2 separate regions of the Homo sapiens genome follow, and region 2 is linked to region 1. Evidence: chromatin loops called from intact Hi-C (ENCODE). Cell type or tissue: heart left ventricle. All regions are shown on one strand. Each heading gives the region's core, and the rest is flanking DNA. Links, peaks and the distances in the headings are about the cores only.

Region 1 (7,554 bases), core at 1,374-5,373:
ATTCAGGGTGCTTTAAAGAATACCAGAGAACAGGTGGCTTATAAGCAACAGAATTTCACTTATAGTTCTGGAAACTGAGAAGCCCAAGATCAAGGTGCCTGCAGAGGTCCAAGATCAAGGTGTCTGGTGGGGACCCACTTCCTGGCTCATCCATGGCCGTCTTCTCTCTGTGTCCTCACATGGCAAGAAGGAGGAAGGGAGCTCTTTCGGATCTCTCTTATAATGGCACTGATTCTATTAATGAGGTCTCCACCCTCATGATCTAATTGCCTCCCAAAGGCCCCACCTCCTAATACCATCCAACGGCGGTTAAGTTTCAACATACGAATTTGGGTGGGGAGGGGGCCGCAAACATTTGGTCTGTTGTAATGTGGAAAGCTAGAGAATGAAGTATCTTGAACACCTACTGTATACTGACAGGAGCTGGACACTGTATGCAAGATTTCTATGGAGAAGCCATTTGCCCTAAGTTACACACTTTGGGGTTCCTTTCTGTTCTACCAGGCAGCCTCTGAGCGGGAGAACAGGCTGAGCCAAGGCACACTGGCTGGAAAGCTAGAGGCTTGTTTAATAGAGACAGGATTCTGGCCTGGCTATTGGGATCCTAAGAAGGAAAAGGGCAAGTGGGCATTATGGAGGACCCTGAAGTTCACTTATTTCCACCAACTTCACTGGTTAACTCCTGTGTAATGGGATTTTGCTGTGCCCATGAGGCATAGGAAGATGAATAAAATACATGCCTGCCACCAGGCTTATAGGTCAAAAAAAAAAGGACATTTTCTCTCCTGAGGCTGTAGGCCTTAGGAAGGCTTATGGGATCAAAGGACAGTGTGGCTGCAGGACATTGGCATGGAGAATGGAATCAAGAGAGCAGCTATGCAGGATGCGTCAACCCTGGGCTCTCTCAAAGGCACAGTTCCTTTGTCCCAGGGGCATCTCTTGGGTAGTCACAGGTATTGGCTGCCTTCCTTTAGACCAGAGGACCTGGGCTGCGCAGCAGGAGGGAGTGGCAGATGAGCAAGCATTACCGCCTGAGCTCCGCTTCTTGTCAGATCAGCAGTTGCATTTGATTCTCACAGGAGCTCAAGCCTATTGTAAACTGCACAGGGAGGGATCTAGGTGCATTCTCCTTACAAGAATCTAATGCCTGATGATCTGAGGTGGAACAGTTTCATCCCAAAACCATCCTCCTGCCACCCAGTCCCTGGAAAAATTGTCTTCCATGAAACCAGTCCCTGATGCCAAAAAGATTGGGAACCGCTGCTTTAGAAGGCTGCCTCTCTGCGGTGAGTCCAGAACCCAAACAACATGCTTCAGTGCTTGTAATGTTACATGGAAAGCCCAGAGAATGTTTCAAGATCCCAACTACAGACTTTGGTTTATTTTGGGTTTTGTTTTTTGTTTTATTTTGCTTTGCTTTGTTTCATTTTGTTTTGTTTTTGAGACAGACTCTTACTCTGTCACTTAGGCTGGAGTGCAGTGGTGCGATCTCAGCTCACTGCAGCCTCCGTCTCCCAGGTTCAAGTGATCCTCCCACCTCAGCCTCCCAAGTAGCTGGGACCACAGGCATGCACCACCACCCCTGTCTAATTTTTTTTTTTATTTTTAGTAAAGACGAAGTCTCACTATGTTGCCCAAGTTGGTCTCAAACTCCTGAGCTCAAGGGCTCCTCCTGCTGGGGCCTCCCAAAGTGCTGAGATTACAGGTGTGAGCCACTGTGCCAGACCCCAAATACAGACTATAGAATAAGTTTGGTGTCAATGCCATGATTTAAAGTGAGTATCCTCAGCAGGAACTCAATGGAAGTTGACGTTGACTGAGCCAGTACCATCAGAGATGAAGAATTATGACAGGAGAAAGGTTCCAATTGTTATAACTAGATAAATGAATCACCTAATTTCTCAAGGGTAAATTTTTGGAGAATTGTAGGAAAATGGATCTGGTGACAGTATCTGGTTGCCATATTTTATTTTCACTATTGAACATAAGTTGTCTAGGTACGGTGGCCACATCTGTGATCCCAGCACTTTGGTAGGCTGAGGTGGGTGGATCGCTTGAGCCCAGGAGTTCAAGACCAGGCTAGGCAATATGGAGAAACCCCATTTCTAAAAAAAAAAAAAAAAAAAAAACAAAAAAATTAGCCAGGTGTGGTGTGGTGCACACCTGTATCCCAGCTACCCAGGAGGTGGTGGGAGGATCAATTGAGCCCAGGAGGTCAAGGCTGCAGTGAGCTGTGGTCCAGTCCCTGCACTTCAGCCTGGGAGACAGAGTAAGACCCCGTCTCCAAAAAAAAAAAAAAAGAACTTAACTGAATTCATCTTATTCTCCATTATTTGTTTCCTGTTTCTTTCCCTCTCTGCTAGAATTATTGTGCCAGCGATAACAAGATTGTCATATCTGCTGCTATGCCCCAAGGCCTGGAAGAGTGCCCAGCTCATTGAAGGCACTCAGTCAATAAGTGTCAGTAGGCTAGATGAACAGTTCTTCCATGCCTAGATCTAACCTGACCTTCAAGGCAAGTTTTCCCTAATCCTGAAACTGGACCTTATCTTTTCTGGGCCTTGTTGATGGCACATGTTTTTGTCTAGATTCTGTAGCAGTAGAGCCTGAAGTAGAGATCCTTGAGCAGGGATCTTACAGAAGGAGTGCATGGGGAGACACTGAAGGGCAGTGAGGAAGCGGGGATGGGTGGAGGAAGGAGCCAGACCTCAGCAGAATCAGCCTCATGCTGATCCAGCAGGAGCCACTGATGTCAACCACAGAGGTGGTCCCAACCAGAGGCAAGGCGGCTGGGCGGTTACCCCTACATCCCTCAGTCACTGGCTACCGGCCACCCTGGATGAGAAAGGTGAAGGGGGTAGTCTTACCCCTCAGAAATCTGCCAGCAATTGTCTGCAGAAGAGGGCAGGGTAAGCTCTTAGCAACCCAACCTGCAGCCGCTGGACTGGGGAAGGCGCCTAGTCCTGGCACTAGCAGCTTTGGGGAGGATGCATTTCCCTGTTTGCCTTCTTTTTAGAGTCTTTATTAACATTCTTAAAAATAATAAAGCTTCTTGAGATCAAGATTCTTATCTCTTTAACTTTCATGTCCTCAAAAGCATCGGATGATGGACTTAGTAAATATCTCAATGAAAATCCAAAGATGGATAGATCAGTTATGTTAGTGTTTACAATCTAGTGTGAAAATTCTTAGACACATGTTCACTTTCTAAATGACACCAAAGCCATGCTTCTTATATTTATGTGGTCTCAATAAATAAGTTTTCTGTATGATCAGAAAAAAAAAAGTAAATGTGTGCTTTATCAAAAAAATATAAAGGGTTAAACCACTGCAAAATCCTCTGTAGGACACATTCTTTCTACAGGCAATGTAAGACTAAAGTTTTTCCTCCAAATGTAAATTATAGTAAATATTTTAACTTGTTCTTGCCCTTCATTATCTCACTTATGAGTCATTGTGTGGAAACAAGCCTGGTTGGCAGAAAAATCGGAACTGGAAAGAGCTCCTGCTATTTCCAAAGGGGAGCTCTTGGCTGCTCGTGTTACCAACCAAATGACCAGAAGAGGGCAGTGCACACCCAGACGCTGAATTTTGCCCTAAGAAGCCAAGATGGGGAACTTGTTGAGGGGCAGCTTGGCTGGGGGAGGAGTGGCTCTGAGTTCCAGACATATTCTGTTGTCTGCTGCCTCACCCGCCACTCAGGCTAAGTGACTGTGGTTGGGTCACGGCCCGCTGTAAGTGTTCCTCTGCTTGGGATCTGCCTTTCTGTGCTTCCAGGTTTGCTACTGTAAACCAAAAGGTGCCTGCAACAGGTCTCAATTTAGAAGTTTATTTTGTCAAGGTTAAGGATTCATGCCCGAGAGACAGGTCTGTGCCTTTCTCCAAAGATGATTTTGAGGACTTCAATACTTAGAGGGGAAAGGGTAGCTACTGGGGGAAGAGGAAGACATTTTTAAAAGGTGTGAGTTCATAAGAGGCAAACAGTCGCATTCTTTTGAGTTTGATCAGCTTTTCTCTATGCCAGAAGGGGTAGAGGAACAGTCACTTATGAATTCATCTAGCTCAGTGGATCTGCACTTTTACCTAAGATAAAATAAACATAGGGCAGAGGAAGCAATCAGATATGCATTTGTCTCAGGGGAGCCGAGGGATGGCTTTGAGTCCTGTTCTTTGTCCCGTACCTATGAAGAGAAGCTATCAGTGTACTTTGTCGGGGTGAAATTCAACAGAACTGTTTCAGGGTTGAGACACTGGGTCCCAGAAGGAATTTCCCAGTGGGCAAATTGTGAGCGAGGGAGGGAGGGAGGATTTTTTTTTTTAATCTTTGTAGCTATCTCATTTAGCAATAAAATGAGAGACAGGTTTGCCCCCAGTTCCCAACTTCACTTTTCTCTTTGGCCTACTGATTTGATCCTGAGATTTCTTTTCCTTTCACACTGCCCCATGGGCTGGGCCCAATCTCAGGCCTGGTGTTGCTGAGAAGCTCAGTGCAGCCTGGGTCTCCCATAGGCCACAGGGCAGGCAAACCTCTCCTCAGAGCTGAGTGTGTGGTTCCAATCAGGGATGGGGCTCTAGCCAGTCATTGGGGGGCCAGTCAAAGCTGAAGATGGGGACATTCTGAGGACCAGGGCTGGGTCTGATATTTTGATTGCTTGAGTGGGCGACAGAGAGCAGTGTTTCCTTAAATTTCCCCCCAAAGATATAAATCATGCCCTTCGCAACCTAATCCTTTCCTCTGTATCCCTTTCACTCTGGTGGGAGGACTCCTTTCCAGCAAAATTCTTTCTTGGGAGCAAATAAGGACTGCAAACTGCCAGGTCCCTTTCCCAGGGAGGGGCCTTTCCATTGCCACTACATCATTTCCAGGGCCTAAGTGTGAGGCCTGGAACCTGCCTACTCCTTTCCCAGGAAGTGAGGATGAGGATGAGGATTGGGCTTTCATGGGAGAACTCTCCATGGCTTCTACCAACCCTGGGGCCAGTCCCAGTGGATTCTAGGGGCAACAGAAGACTCCCAACTAAGCTATCCAGCTCTGAGCCAGCTGCCAGCTCTTCCCCACCCAGTCATTTCCGCTGCCTGGTTCTCAGCCAGCTCTGGAGCCATGGGGCAGGCTGGGATGAGGTCTGGGCTTTGGTGAGAGTAGCCCCTTGGTTCCTGAAGGTGTGAAGCCTGCCCCTAACTGCAAAGATAAATGAGGACTGCAAAAGGACCAACCAGCTCCCCGACTCACCACTTCAGATGACTTCTAGGTCTAGAAGCCCTGGGGAGCCAGAATGAATCCCGGATCCTCCTGGGGAAAGCTACTCTGTTTTTTATAACATTGTCCTGTGGGCCAGACCCAAACTCAGGCCTGGTGTTGCCAAGAGGCTCAGTGCAGCCTGGGTCTCACACAGGCTACAGGGCATGCAGACCTCTCCTCCAAGCTGAGTGTCAGGTTCCAAACAGGGATGGGGCTGTAGACAGTCCTGGGGGTGCCCAGTCAAAGCCAAGGATGGAGGCCCTCAAGCCTTCCCCTCTCAAGCCTGGGGCAAGAGATGACCCAGCCACCTTCCTCTCAGCCAGTTGCTGGTTTCTATTCCACTCTTCATAGACCATTAGCAGCATTTGATCCAGATGACTGTCCTCTCCTAGAAACCCTTTCTTGGCTTCCCTGTCACTACACTCCCCTGGCTTTCCTCCTACATCCACACTCTGGATTTCTGTTGTCAACTGGCATCGTTCAAATATATTCTGGTAAAGAATTTTCCAGAACTAAAGACTTGAATTAACAGACTGGCAAAAGTATAACATGTGCCAAACAGGGTAAGAATGAAACTGTACATCAATAATAAAGACCAAGCTTAAAGGCAACCAAAGAATGAAAAAAAGTGTCAGGCTATTTTTATCTTCAAAAACAATAAATGTCAGTAGCAATCACAGTATAAAAGTGTTGAAAGAAAATAACTGCCCAACTAAAATACACAGCCACTTTCTGAACTCAATCTTATAAAGACTGAGTGCTCTCCCCTACACAGAACTACTTCAAAAGATTAACTTCAACAAGAAGGAAAGATTGGAAATCAAATATTTTAAGCAAAGAAGTATATTGATAGAGCTCAATAAGCTCAAACTACAAACAATTGTAGGAACTATATTTAGGATTTTAAATAAGGTATGTCTAAAAGAGTAGACAACAATAACAGATTCTGCAAATGTAAATCTTGGAGAAAGTTACACATGCTTAAGTATGTATCTTGTTTTGGAGAAGGAAAGAAGGATGATCAACTTTCAAGTTTTATGGAAAAACATAAAATTAGGTATTTTGTTAAAATTGTAAATGTAAACAACACAATTAGAATAGAATGTATATTTGCCATATCAGTAAAAGAAAGGGAAGGGAAATAAGATAATGCAATGGAAGGCAAAAAAAAAAAAAAAGAGAGAGCAGATGAGCAGGTAGGGGGTGAAACAAAGGCATGGCGTATAGACTGTAAGGTCATGAAATAAGCTCAAAATGTCCTCAGTCGCAGTGAATAACCATAGACTAATTATGCCCATCTAAACACAGGCTATCAGTTGGGATTAAAATAAATTTTTCATCAATATGTTACATAGAGAAGATATATCTAAAATATAAAAAAGACAGCCCCTTCCACTCTATGAGGACACGGTGAGAAGGCACCATCTATGAACCAGACAGCAAGTCCTCTTCAGACACCAGATCTGCCAGTTCCCTGATCCTGGACTTCCCAGCCTCCAGAAGTATTTAAACAGTCAAGTAAAATCAAGCTGGATAATCATGGCAGAAAGTGAGCTTGATCCCTATGAATATGTTCTCATGAATATGCGATGAGAAGGCTGACCAGTCTGTTGTGGCAGCCCCAACTCTGCTGCACAGAGACAGATGCTTGCAAGAATGACCAGGACCCTGTGATGATAATGGCATCAGCGCTACTATGATCTTGATGGCCTGGCTGGTGACTGCAGTGGTCTTGTTCCTACTGAGACCTCCTGATTGAAGAGGATCCGACGTACCTGAAAAGCCAACCAGTCCTCATAATGAACAAGATCCACCTGCTCCTCTTGTGGCTAATTTTGTGACATGGGAAGTGAAGGTGGTTAACACCTTGCAGGACCAAATGAACAACAATGACCAGAGTACTCTTAATTCTATGAGAACTGTTTTTCCTTTTGCATTTGCAATATGGGATGGGATGGTTTCCATGAGCTTCTAGAAATTTCACTCGCAAGCTTATTTTTGCTTCCTGTATTCTTGCCATTTCTAGTTACAGTATATTTGAGTAAATTATTGCATTTTTAAAAGTCACATGGGGTTGGTTGTCCTAAATTTAAACATTCCTTTCATTCTGCTTGTAACTGTGATCATAATTTTTGTGATGATTTCTGGTCTGATTGAAGGAAATTTGACCACTCTGCCTTTAAATATTTTAAATAGTTTTGATAGCTTTGTAAATTCCTTTTTTATAAAGTTATTTGGGGTTGTCTGGGATTGTATGAAAGAAAATTAGAATCATACTGTATTTATATTTACTTTGGTAGGTTATTTGTGGGTGG
Region 2 (7,554 bases), core at 1,583-5,582, 48 kb after region 1:
AGCTAACATTTACTACTGCACGTTCAAAGCGCGCCAAGTCCTGTGCTAAGTGGCGTCCACAGCATCGCTTCACATTACCCTCACAGAAGCACCCTGGGAGGGGGCCACCGGGCCACATACCCAGCTGACAGACAGGGACCTGGGCTGGAGGGTGAGTGACAGCTGGCATGGATCCCACGCGTGAGGGCACAGCCTTGCTTTCATCCACAACGATGGTTCCCATGTGTACCTGTGTCCCCGTGTGTGCAAGTGTCTGTGGTTTCATCCCCCACACCACATGTGAGCTCAGGAGCAGGGACTGTCTGCCCACAGGGTGGCCTCCCTGTCCTTGGTGCTTGCCTGGGGCCGAATTTGGGGAGCAGGCTAGGCCAGCGTGGCCTAAAGAGACTGGGCTAAACCCACCTTGGTCTGGGTTGAAGATTCGGAAGAGCTCAGGGCAGCTGACCAGGACCATCTCACCCACATGGGCGGGCTTCCAACACGTGATGTTGTCCCACATCCCAGGACAGCCTGTGGGTAAGACAGCCATGGTGAGAGGGGCCAGCCACACACACCCATACACACACACCACCACACACATCACACACACCAACATACACACCACACACACCACAGACACCACACACAGCAACATACATGCTACACACACAACACACACACAACACCAACAAACACACATCACACACACACCACACAACAGACACCGCACACATCACACACACACACTACACATACATCACAGACACCACACAGCAACATACATCACACATACACCACACACACATTACACACACATCACACACACCACACACACCACACACCACTCACACATACACCACACACACATCACACACACCACACACATATATCATACACACTACACACACACATTCACACAACACACACATCACACACACATACAACACACACACATCACACATGCACCACACACACATTACACACACCACAAACAGATCACACACACACCACATATACCACATACACTACACACACACACACTACACACACCACACACATGCACCACACACACCACACACAATCACACATATACACCACACACACATCACACACACACCACACACATCACATACACACCACTCACACCAGACACATACACATCACACACACACCACTCACATCACACACACCATACACATGTAAGCACATACCACACACATCACACATGAATGTGCACACATGCACCACACCCACACACACATCACACATGTACACACACACCCACACTTATATATACACACACTGAGGTGTGCTCCACGGCTTACAAGCCAGGCCCTTGCAGGGGGCCGGGAGTGGTTTAGGAGAGGAAAGGCAAGGCCTACAGTCTGAGGGAGGGCTCAGCCCTGCACCGGTAATATCCCTCAAACAGGAATGGAGACGCAAGGCACTTCAGGAGCTCCTGGGTCGGGAAGGAGGGAGCCCTCACCTGTTTTTACACCGCCCCACACCCCCGAAGACCCGCAGCCCCACAGCTGCACAACATCACAGGTGTGTGGGGAGGGGAGACACAGCAGGCCAGGGCTGGATCCCTAGGAATGAGATGCTGAGATGCAGGGGTCTCTGCAGCAGCCTCTCCCACATGCCCACCCTAGCCCCTCCTCAGCCACCACTGAGGGTCCCACTTCAGATCCACCCCCTCAGCAGGGCCCCCCATCCGCCCTAAGGGGAGGGGCAGGAACAGGCTGGTCTAAGGCTGCTGCTCCACTCCCCCCACCTACTCCCAAGGCAGGCCCAGCAGGGGACACAAATTCATCAGCTGGAGAAGAGGGGAAAGCCAGCCAGGCAGAAGCCTGCACGCGCCAAGCAAGAATTGTGAAAGGACCCGGAACCAGAAGAGGTGGAGGCCGGGATTGCTGCAGAGGCCCCCCACAGCATCTCCAGACTGATGGAGAGGAAGGGACAGACGAACTGAGAGGTGTTGAGGAATCCCCAAGATTTGGTGCCTCATTGGACATGAGCTGCAAGGAAGAGGAAACTGTCAAGCTTTATGACCAGATTTTCAGGTCTAGGGGGCCCAGCGGCTCCCCTCTCCCGGGTGCCTGCCTCTCCTTCTAGCCCTGCCAGCCTCTGTAGAGTTCCCCGCACTGCCTGACACCACCTCTTCCTGCTCCATCCCTGCTTCTCTGACTCTGTCCTCCCACAATGCTGAAACACCTCTCACCAAGGTCACCAGCGACCTCTTCACTGCCAAATCCAAGGAACAATTTCAGCCCTTACTGGGTCCCGCCCAGCGGCCCTGACCGAATGCAGGTGCTGGTAGCTGTCCTGCCTTTGGCCGCCCACCCTGCCCACCTTGGATGAGCTCACCCTGCTCATGGATGTTACAGAATTTCATGTGGACAACTCTGTCCTGCCCACTCTGTGAGGGTAGAGCCCACAGCTAGTTGCCTGCTGGACACCCCCACCTTGAAGAACCAAAGATGATTCAAACACAGCAGTCCAAGACTCAGTGCAGCATCTCCTGCCCAAACCTGATTGCCTGTTCCAGCCCCAGCTGGAAACCTGGGAGTCACCCCACTTCAGCTCCTTCCCTTTAGTGCTCCTGATCAAGCCCTTGCTGGTTTTACCTTGAAACCTTGTGAAATCCATGCCCCACTCTCTATCCCTTCACCCTACTCAGTGAAGAGGCTCAGGACCCCTCACTGAGACCACAGGTACACAAACCCCACACAGCTATGACCAGAAGCTTTTCAAAATGAATATCTGGCCATGTCACAAGCCCCCCACCAACAATCCCATGCTTTCTGGGCTCTTAGCACCCTCAATCCTTAACATGGTATTTACGACCCTACCTACGGCCCTGCCACTCACTTTTCCTTCCAGCCTGTGGGTAGTGATTGAGGCCATGGGACGAGACAGCTCACTTTGAGAAGGGACATAAAGTGAGAAGAGCATGGAGGAAGGAACCCTGGAGAACCCATATTTATGGAGTGGGCAGAGGAAGCACAGGTAGTGATGTGAGCAGGAGAGAGTGGCAGAGGATGGTGGGGAGGCAGGAGTGTGGAGTGCCAGGCAGCAGAGTAGAGTTGCAGGAAAGAGGCCTGCAGCTTTTAGGGGATCATAAAGGAAGGCTATGGAGAGGGCTTCTGTGCCATGTCAGGGACAGTAGGTGACCGACAGTGCCCGCCTCACAGGGCTGCTGTGAGGATTAATGAGTTCATACGTGCAAAGCTCTCAGAATAGAGCCAGGCTCATTCAATGCCTGTTCACTGCCGACAGAATCATTAATTTCATTATCCCAGTTAGGTGTCCCTGGGAACCATTGCCCCGAGAGGCCTCCATAGGCAGGGAGGTAAAGCAGGGACCTGCAAGGTGAGATGGCCTGGGGCAGGGCTGCTGACAGGTCCAGAGGACCCCTGGGAAGGTGCTGGGAAGAGGAGGGGCCTGGAGCAGGCGCCATGAGCTCACAGTCTCTGTTGGGGTCTGTGACGCTTGAGTGCTATTTGGACCAGAAGGTATCCACAGCTTTTAGACGGAGAAAATCCTGTCTCTCAGAATTCACACCCGGCTATTTTGGAGTTCGCACCCAGTCACATTGGCCCATAGCATCCTGCTCATGGAAAGACAGAGTTTGGGAACCAGATGTACCATAGAAAGCTCTGAGAAGAATAACCCAAGAAGGCAAAGACATTAAAGGCCAGATGAGGGGAGCTGGGTATCAGGTCTAATAGCAGTAGGCCAGTCATCAATAATTCCTGTGTAACCATTAGCAGAGGACATCTAGCCAGCATGTGCTTGGCTGTGACATCATGTCCTTGAAAGAGACCCAATAGCACATCTTTGGCTACAGCAGCCCATGTTGACCGTGGAACGGCCGTGGAGCATGGCTGCGTCTGGCCCATGCCCCAGCCAACAGATGTTCCCTTAATGGAGAACATTAGGCTCAGGCACAGCCAGCTGCTGCTGCCAGCTGACACTGCCGAGGTCACAGGGCCACTTCAGAGCGAATGAGCAGGGTCATGAGTGTTGAGGGCGAGGAGGGCTGCAGAGGTCGGGCGGGTGGCACAAGGGGAGAAGGGGGCTCTCATGTTGGCAGCAGGACAGGGGATGCATTCTCCTAACAACTATTTACTGAGTGCCTACCTTGTGCCAGGGACCATCTATGCACCAGGGCCAGTGGTGGAGAAAAAGACAAAGCTGTGAAATTGATGTTTGAGGATAGAGTGAGGGGAAACGGCAGGTCTCTACTCAGCATTAGCACCGGAAGCCCCAAAACTTGAGTTCTGATTTCCTTCCGCCGCAGGCTCACTTGTGACTCAGGACAGTCACCGCCCCCTCCACCATGATTCACGTTTCCTATGTGCACAGGGACAACTGAGTGTCTCTGTGAGCTCCCAGCTTTGAGTGACCAGAGCTCAAATCTGGAACAGAGATTCACCCAGGACCTACTGGTGCCCAGAGGATGGCTGGGGCAGCTACAGCTGCCTAAAGGGCATCTGCTAAGGTGCCCCACCCCAGGCCGGGGCCTGGGAGCTCTCAGGATGCATCTTCCACAGCTCTCAAAGCCCTCCTGGTAACCCTTATGTCCCCAGCCTGAGCCCCCTCTAGAGTCCTAAAGACAATTCGTATAGTACCAGGGCAGGTGGGAAACCTAGAATGAGACCTCAGGACCCCAGGACCCAAAGACAATGTCCCTGACCCTATCGAGAGCTTGAAGGCCTCCATCCAGCCCTCTAGCCTGCATTGCTGGGGTCTCAAGAGACTCACAGCTGCCTCCCTGGGGCTCCCCAGAATGCCCTGGTGCCCATTTCTCTTGCAGTTACCACCTCCCAGCCTAGCACAGATGGGAGGACCCAGCAGGCTCCCACCTCCTCTCCTCTTTTGAATGGAAATTGCTCTGGCCTCAGCGGATTGGAGCTGAATCCTTCCAGGCCCCTTTCCCTGGAGCTTGGGAGGATGGGAGTTGGGCTCCTGAGACAGCCTTGGGTTTTTCTAACTAAAAACAGCAACTGATTTTCCTTCCACTCACACACAGTACGTCCAGCTTCTACAGACCCATATGTTCCACACTCCAGTCTCAACAAAGCTAAATTTTGTTGAGACTGGAAGATTTCAAGATGCCTTTTGTCATTCTTCTCCCCCTCCTCCTTTTATCTTTTTTTCTTCCCACTTTCTTCTCCCTCTCTCTCTTAATTACTCATTTATTCAAGACATACCGAGTCAGACAATGCAGAGCAATACAAGAGTGAATAGAAAGGGCCCAGTCTCTGCCTTCACAGAGCTCTTAGTCCAGTGGGTTGTGTTAATAATTTTAGATTTTTATGCTCAATGTTTAGAGATGACACTGGATGGTGTACTCATTCCCTACTGCTGCTGTAAGTTTGTAAGCAAACTTACTGTCTTAAAATGGCACAACTCATCATCTTATATTCCTGCAGGTCAGAAGTCTGAAATGGGTCTCACTGGGCTAAAATTAAGGTGTCAGCAGGGTTGCATTTCATCTGGAGGTTCTAGGGGAGAATCCATTTCCTTGCCTTTTCCAGAGTTAAGAGGCCACCCACATTCCTGGGCCCATGGCCCCTTCCTCCCTCTTTGAAACCAGCAGCTTTGCATCCTCAAGTCTCTCTTCTCTGATTCTCCTGCTTCCATCTTTCACTTATAAGGACCCATGTGATTATTCTGTGTCCACCCAAATAACCCAGGATAAAATTCTCAGTTCAAGATCCTTAATTCCCTCTGCAAAGTTCTTTTTGTTATGTAAAGTAACATATTACAGGTTTCAGGGATTAGGATGACGTGGGCCTCTCAGGCCGGGGTGGGGGCATTATTCGACCTACCACAGAGAGGCTTTAAGACAAGGAGTCACACTTGGATTTGGTTGTGTGGGGAAGATCATATAGTCCAATAGCAGACATGCAGACATGGGGAAGCCTGTTAGGACATGGCTATAGTCTAGGGGTGAGATGAAAAAGCTTGATTTGGAGCAATGGCAGCAGGGTTGGAGAGGAGTCCTGTGTCAGACAGAGTCGGGAGCAGAGCTGACAGGGCTTGGCAACACACTGGCTGGACCTGGCTGGCAAGTCTGCAAAAGACGGTTAGTGTTCACCCACATCACATGACTGAGGGCACGCCAATGGTGAGAGGGTGGAAGTGCAGAATCCACCTCTAAAATGTCCCTCATAAGCTTCCACAGCCTGCCTTTCTTCCTTCTCTGGACCACCCTTGAAGGCCACATGTTAAGGGTAGCAGTGTTCCAAGATGGTAGAAACCTGGATCCCTGAATGACTGTGTGAAGTTGAGCTCCACCTCCTACCTCTGCTGATCACACTGGCCTATGATACATGCACGCAAGAAATGTTACTGTGCTAAGTTTCTGAGATTTTAAGATTGATTTGTTACTGCTGCAGAGTCGAGGCCAACACAGTGCAGGGGAGAGAGGTACCAAGGATGTCTCCCAGGTTTCTGGCTTCAGCGTCTGGATGAACAAGTAGATTGATGGGTGGGTGGGTGGGTGGGTGGCTGGATGGATGGATGGATGGATGGATGGATGGATGGATGGATGGATCATTTACCACAGTGGAAAGGGCCAGGTGAGAACCAGATGTTGGGGGAATTAGGCAAGTTGGAAAGCAAGAGCTTAGTCTGGGGTATGTTCAGTTTGAGATGGTGCTAAGAGCCAAGAGGAGACAGCTGTCGAAGTAGGCAGCTGGAAAAAAGTCTAGAGTCTAGAGAAGTAGCAACTGGAGAAGAGGGCAGGGAGTAGGCAGCACAGGGATACTATTTAGTCCACGGACATGGATGGTTTTTCTAGTGAGAGAGCAAAGATCAGGGAAGAAAACAGGAGAGAATAGGCCGGGCCCCAACAGAAATGCCAGCATTTAGAAAAGGCCTTGGCAAAGAAGACTGAGGAAGAAAACCAGGACAGGCAAGGGACACAGCAGCCAGGAAAACATGTTTCAGGGAGGAGATGGCCGAGTGCAGCCCAGGCCAAGTTCCCGTCCTCCCCTTCGTCCTCCAGAGGTTGAAAATGAGAACAGATCCTGTTCTCTGTGAGACCTCTCCACTCCTGACAACACTCCAAGCCTCATGGCTCCATCTGTGTATAGGCCCCCACTGGGGGACATGGGGAGAGGAATTCAGGCCCAGGGGTGGGTCGGGGAGTGCTGCGTACACTCTCCCTAGCTGCTTCCACCTAAGACCTTATAAAGTGCCCAGGAGTGGCAGTGAAGTGTGAGAGCAGGAGGAAAGGGATCCACTCAGGCAGAGCGACTGAAAGAGAACGCATAAGCTATTAGCTTTTGTCTGGAACAAAATAAGGAGCTAATCCTGGGTTGTCATGGTGATGATTTTGTCCAGTTCCACAGTGTTCAAAACTCCATAGAGCAGGGCACCAAAGAGACTCAGGCAAAGCCATGGTCCTCCCTTTGAGAAGCCACCTGAGGATGCCCAGGTATTGTTAGAACAAGGTCCCCATTTTAGCATGCAATCTAAGGGTAAAAACAATTCAATTTACCGAAATTTACTTTATGGCCAATGTTTCTGTTCCATGAAATGAGGATCCCACTGTGAGCTGAG

What was found. A loop is a pair of places that touch in the nucleus more often than their neighbours do. Peaks named below come from ENCODE experiments on the same cell type or tissue, not always from the same donor. Only the 100,000 strongest peaks of a DNase experiment are listed, where the experiment ranks them.
Region 2: it touches region 1 in a loop (6-fold over the local background); 1 of 110 quality-filtered maps calls a loop at or near these places.

What each region holds. Positions count from the first base shown.
Region 1 is chr7:31,118,795-31,126,348 of GRCh38, reverse strand. It overlaps the pseudogene LOC124901821. Among named protein-coding and RNA genes, the nearest start is that of ADCYAP1R1, 70 kb to the right of the region's middle. In heart left ventricle, for the core only: a CTCF peak has its summit at 3,564 (motif pointing right); no DNase peak of the experiment used is centred there.
Region 2 is chr7:31,070,947-31,078,500 of GRCh38, reverse strand. ADCYAP1R1 (ADCYAP receptor type I) reads right to left here. Exons shown (of 16, transcript NM_001118.5): 4 at 403-510. Among named protein-coding and RNA genes, the nearest start is that of ADCYAP1R1, 22 kb to the right of the region's middle. RefSeq lists an enhancer at 1-143. In heart left ventricle, for the core only: no CTCF peak of the experiment used is centred there; a DNase peak (open chromatin) is centred at 3,880; H3K27ac peaks cover 739 bases.